2 separate regions of the Homo sapiens genome follow, and region 1 is linked to region 2. Evidence: chromatin contacts called from ENCODE Hi-C or POLR2A ChIA-PET data. All regions are on one chromosome and are shown on one strand. Each heading gives the region's core, a stretch centred on a gene start or an enhancer-like site at or near the end of the contact. The rest is flanking DNA. Distances are from core to core; before and after follow the strand shown.

What was found. Hi-C counts contacts between places; a loop is a spot of excess contacts on that map. ChIA-PET counts read pairs that join two places held with the same protein, here RNA polymerase II (POLR2A). Pooled maps may share reads with other maps.
Region 1: a loop to region 2 is called in a map with no recorded cell type, with 5 times the contacts of the local background. The contact joins the promoter of GPRIN1 here to the promoter of SIMC1 in region 2. A Hi-C loop is called at or near these places in 1 of 37 single-sample maps with no recorded cell type and 6 of 50 pooled maps. POLR2A ChIA-PET finds 5 or more read pairs at or near these places in 1 of 52 experiments (A673).

What each region holds. Positions count from the first base shown.
Region 1 is chr5:176,608,869-176,611,568 of GRCh38, forward strand. GPRIN1 (G protein regulated inducer of neurite outgrowth 1) reads right to left here and starts at 1,288. Exons shown (of 2, transcript NM_052899.3): 1 at 1,131-1,288. RefSeq lists silencers at 869-928, 989-1,618, 2,520-2,700.
Region 2 is chr5:176,237,108-176,239,807 of GRCh38, forward strand. SIMC1 (SUMO interacting motifs containing 1) reads left to right here and starts at 1,317. Exons shown (of 10, transcript NM_001308195.2): 1 at 1,317-1,530. The coding sequence starts at 1,402. RefSeq lists silencers at 989-1,108, 1,159-1,278.

The DNA.
Region 1 (2,700 bases), core at 38-2,537, 370 kb after region 2:
CCAACAAAGGCTTGAGGGACTTCGTCAGGCATCTGAGTGTGTCTGAGAATCTCAGTCTGCTGCCCCTCGTCCCCTTCTCTCGTAGTGCCCTCAGAGCAGCGAAGTCTCCTGCTCGGGGGTGTGGGGGGAGAAGGAATCTAAAGGTGTTAGCCAGACCTGCTTCCAGAAACGGCCCTCAGACCATGCATACATACATACATAGGAGGGCAAGAATGGACGTTCATGGACGTGCAAACGTGGGCCAGTGTGGGTGGGAGTGGGCAGCACGCTAAGAGACAGAGTGTGTGTGTAAGAGGGAGTGTGTGCACAAGGGTGGCAGTCTACTCCAGGGTATCTGGGTACGCAAGGGACCCCATGAGCAGGGGTGAGCAGGCCAGGGCAGGGTGGCCCCGAGTGTGTTGTGATCAGGGAGTATTGTTGAGTTGATGTCCATGCTGTGATCCGCGATGGCTGGTTTGAGTGCGTAGCTGTGCCTGGGTGTGTACGCAAGGCTCCCACCCAGTACCCTGGGTGACAGGTGGCCGTGTGTATGAGTCTAATGGAATGACCAACAGCCATTGTGTGTGTGCGGTAGACCTGTGGCCTCACTCGAGGAAATGAGGCGCCCGTGCGTGAACGCGGTGTTGTGTGATCGCGCCCCGGAGTGTGTGCCACACTGGTTGTGTGACGGCGAGTGTGCTCAGTAGTGCGAGTGGAGCCAGTGGAGCGTTGAGCTCGCTCCGGGGAAGATGAATCAACGCGGGAGGACGCCCTCCCCCCAGTGGCGGGAAGCACCCCCTCCCGCGCGGCCATGCCGAACAAAGCCAGCGGGCGGCGGCAAGGCCGGGCGCGGGGCCGACCCCACAGCCAGGTCAGCCTGGCCCGCCGGGCCCCTCTGATGTTCGGCCCAGGGCTGCGGGACCCGCCCCCGCCCCGCCCCGCCCCGCCCCGCCCCGGCGAGGAGCCTGGAAACAGACACCCACCGCCCCCAGCCGCGCGCACACACCCGGGCTCATGCCGCGCGAGGTGTCCGAGCCCCGCCGCCGGGGGGCTTCGAGGACCCTGGACAGCGGCTCCGGGGCGGCAGCGAGCGGATGAAGGGGCTGCCGCCGCCCGCCCGGAAAGACAGCGGGTGTGGGCGCGGCGCTTACCAGGCAGTGCCGCTGCTCCGGCTCCTGGGCGAGATGCGCTCCGGCTCCCGCCGCCGCCGCCGCCGCCGCCCGAGCGGCCTCGGCTGCCTCCGGCCGGGCTGGCGGGAGGACCCGCAGACTCGGCGCCGCCGTCCCCAGCGCCGGCTCCGCGCTCCCGCCCCGCGCCCCGCCCCGGGCATGCGCAGTAGCCGCCCGGCCGCCTCGGAACCGCGAGGGGGCGGTGACCGCGGGGAAACCGCGGCCGGAGGGAGCGAGGGAGGGGCGCCCCTCGCTGGCCAACCCTAACTGCGGCCGCTGGGCTCCCGGGTTCCGCGCCGTCCTCGAGCGGGTTCCCACTTCACAGACAGGGAGACTGAGGGCCGGAGAGGCTGCCCCTTTGCTGCGAGCTTGCTGAGGGCGGGGCGCGCCGTCTAGCAGATCTTAGACCAGCCCCTCGAAAGCCCTCGCCTGGCTTGACCAAGGAGGGAACTGGGGCTCAGAGGGGGCAGTCGCCGGCCTGAGGACTCGAGGCGCCTGGATGGGGACCCAGGTCGGCGCGATCTCCCGGCTCCGCCAGCGAGGAAATTTCCCGCCTCCGCCCCCCCCACCCCCGGCCGCACTTCCGGCCTCCTCTTCCCCGCCCCCGGCCCTTTGTCTCGCCGCTGCCCACGCTCCAGCGAGTGGCGGGGACGCCGGAGGTAGTGGTGCGGGAGAGATGCCTTCCAGTCCCTGGCTGCGGCCTCCCCGGGGGCCCGCCCGCCCTCCCCCCTCCCCCTGGATACCCTCGAGCAAATCATTTCACCTCTCTGCACTTCAGTTTCTCGATCTGTAAAACGGGACTAACATTATGCACCTCACGGTGGTCTTGGAAGGGCAAAGTAGGTGTTCAGGGGTTTCCAGTGGTATCTGAATCACCAAGGACACAGAGACTCGCTGCCCACCCCCTCCACATTTCCCTGCAGAGAAGGAGTTCCCTTCCCCTTGACTTCCCAGAGGAGAAAAAATAATTCCGTAATTGCTCTAGATGTGACAAAACCCTCTCGCACCGGTACTATGAAGCCACCACCATCTATTAATCAATGGTAACAACCATTGGCAATGATGCTTATGTAGGGCCAGACACGGCGCTAAGATTCTGTTTACAGGTTTTATCTAATTTCAATTTCCAATCGCTTAGGAGCAAGTTAATATTAATGTATTATATCTCCATTTTTCAGATAAGAAAAGAGAAGCAGATAAGTAACTTGTTTGTGGTCACACATCTAGTTAGTAGTGGAGCTGGGATTACAAACCCATGCAGTCTAACTTTGAAACCTCACTTCTTATTCTTACATTTTACTCCCCTCTCTTACTTGGTGAACCGTAAGTCACCGTGATCCTTTAAAATATATATATATATATATATATATATATATATATATATATATATATATATATATATATATTTAAAATTCTAGGTGATAAATGAAGAAAATCCGTGGGACTGGCGTCTCCAGGCAGCACGCCAGGCAAGGAGAAAACCTCAGCGTGTCGGACCGGTTTCAGAACCACGGACAGCACCACACCAGGGCTGCTTCCTCACATTTCCGGT
Region 2 (2,700 bases), core at 67-2,566:
ATTTTTGTATTTTTAGTAGAGACGAGGTGGGCCAGGCTGGTCTCGAACTCCTGACCTCAAGTGATCCACCCGCCTCGGCCTCCCAGAGTGCTGAGATTACAGGCGTGAGCCGCCGCACCCGGCCGCAATCTGTCTTAACAAACACTCTAGGGGATTCTGATGCTCACCAAAGTGTGAAAAACACTGCATTAGACAGTGCTTGGAGAGCACCTGATAACCATTCCTTTAGGAACAAATTCCCCTCCTATTAAACACATTATTCTTTGGATCTGTTAACATATTTTGCAAAACTTCTGGAGCCTGAGCAGCAGGATTTTGTCAATACCCCACATTTAGTGTACCAATAGGTCCTATCTTGATTTTAATGGTCCTGCCCTAAAACCAACCAACCAGCCAACTACCCACCGATTCCTCTACTGGGGACAACCTTTTTCACCTTTATAACTTCTGCTTATTCACAACATCTAATTATTCATGGCCTCTGCTACTTCATGGCTTCTTTTGTGCACCTTTTCAGCTTCTGATCCTGATACCAACTGAACAACTGTCTACGTCAAACTTGTTTAACTCCCTGTTTAACATTAAGAGATTTTTTTTTTCGCAACTCTTTTCCTTTAGGTCATCAGCTATCATTAGTGTATTTTATGTATGGCCCAACACAATTCTTCTTCCTGGGGAAGCCAAAAGATTGGACACCCCTGCTCTAAATCTCAGTTTAAACTCCTGAGAGACACATATTGTTGGTGAAATCGCAAACTGGTACAATTTAGGAGGGTAATTTGGCATCATTTATCAAAACTACAAAAACATGGCCTTTGCCCCAATAAGTCCGCTTTTAGGCATTTATCCTACAGATACACATGGGCGTGTGCACCAAAAAGTGGGGTCTCTCTCTCTCCCTTAGCTCGGCCAGAAGCCAGGTCACCTACCCTCGGTCACTCGGGGGCCAGGACCTCTCTCCCTGCCCCTCAGTCAAGGCCCTCTCAGTCCGGGAGGCGCTTCACACCTGGGCAGGGTGGGACTGGGCGCGCCTCACTTCACGCTTTCGTCGGTTGGAAGCAGGTGGGGAAGTCCCCGCGGCCTCGGCGTCTCGCACGCCTGGCCCCAACACCTGCCGAAGCCGGCTGCGACTCCATTTTTCTTTTTTTTTTTCCTCCTGGGAAACGGAGGACCCGCGCCGCCACGAAGCACAGCGACCCCGGCCCTGACCCCAGCCGCCCGCCGCCGGTGGGCGGGGCTTGGCGGCCCGGCGGGGCGGGGCTCGGGGCGGGGCCGGCGTGGCGGTGGCCCGGGTTGTAGCCGCCGCCGCTGCCGCCGCCCCGCCGCCGCCACCTCAGAAGCAGGAACCGAAGTCGTCGCCGCCGCCGCCACTGCCTGGGTCTTCGGTCGGGGCCCGCAGCCATGGAGGATTTCATCGTGATCTCGGACGACAGCGGCTCTGAGAGCTCCGGGGGCGCCCGCCCGGGCCGGTCGCGGAGGCCGCGCCGGGCCCTGTCGCGAACCTCCGGCGCGCTGCCCCGCCGGACCGTGGTGAGTGAGCGTCGCCTCGTTTGGGGGCGCGCGTCTTCGCGACCCTCGGCTGGGCCCGCCGCCCGCTTCCCGCCCCTGGCGCCTCACAGCTGCAGCCACTTCCCGCCTTGCCTCCTTCCGGGCCTCTCGGGCCCCGGGGAGCGCGGCGGGCCGGGGCAGGGGCCAGGGCAGGGACCGGGGAGGCCGGGCCTCCCAGGCTCAGCGCTGAAGCCCGAGAGGACTGCGGCTGGAAAGCGGCCGAGCACATGGACGAGCTCCTGGCGCGCCTGCTGCAGGGGCTGGGGTCTCAGGCCGGGGCCGCGGGCGTCCTCGGAGCCTCGGCGGGACGTGGGGGCTCGGGTGTACTGGCCGGGCCGATGCAGGAAAGCGGGAGCGCGTAATTCTTCGGCCTGTGGTGGACACAGATGTGTGCAGGGAGGTAACAGGAGCCCAGGCTGGGAGGGAGGGAAGCGCGGGCCTGGGCCAGATGGTGGCCGCGCTCCAGGGCCTGACTGCAGAGCGAGGGGCCCGATTTTGGAGTTGTACAGGAGGGCGATTTATTTCCTCAGCACTTACCCTGTACCAAGCCCTGAAGGAATAGGGAAGGAAACCTCGCGCGCTATTTCTGTTTCCCTCAGAACCCCTTCGTCTTTGTCGTTCATGAGGTGGTGAATTATCTGCCTTTCGAGAATCCTGCATCGATGTTTATTGAATCCCTACTATGAGCCAGATGTTGTAGGGGCCGGGGATACAACGGCGAACACAATATCCATGGTCCCCTCAGAAGGTGATACATCATCAGGTGGTTGTTGAGGACCTACTCAAGCGGTGGGAGGTGGAGCTTTCTCTCAGAAGGCTTCCAACGATCTCCCCAGCCTCCCAGAGCCATCCCCCGGAAACACAAGGATTATCAAGCTGATGTTATGTGTATAGATCATACAGTTTACCATGCTTCCTATGCAAATACTCGTTCAAGACGTTTCCTAGCTTCTGCTGCCCCTGTTCCCTTTCTAGCTGGTTTACAGTCCCTAAACCTCCATTGGGAACCCCTTCTGTGCCCGAGGTACAGTGCCAAGTGCTAGATGATCACTATAGAATGAATAGCATGCAAAACTAGTTAATATATATTATTTTTCAAGCAAGAGGGTTTCTCAGGACGTCTTAGAGACAAATTTAGTTGAGTTAGGCAGC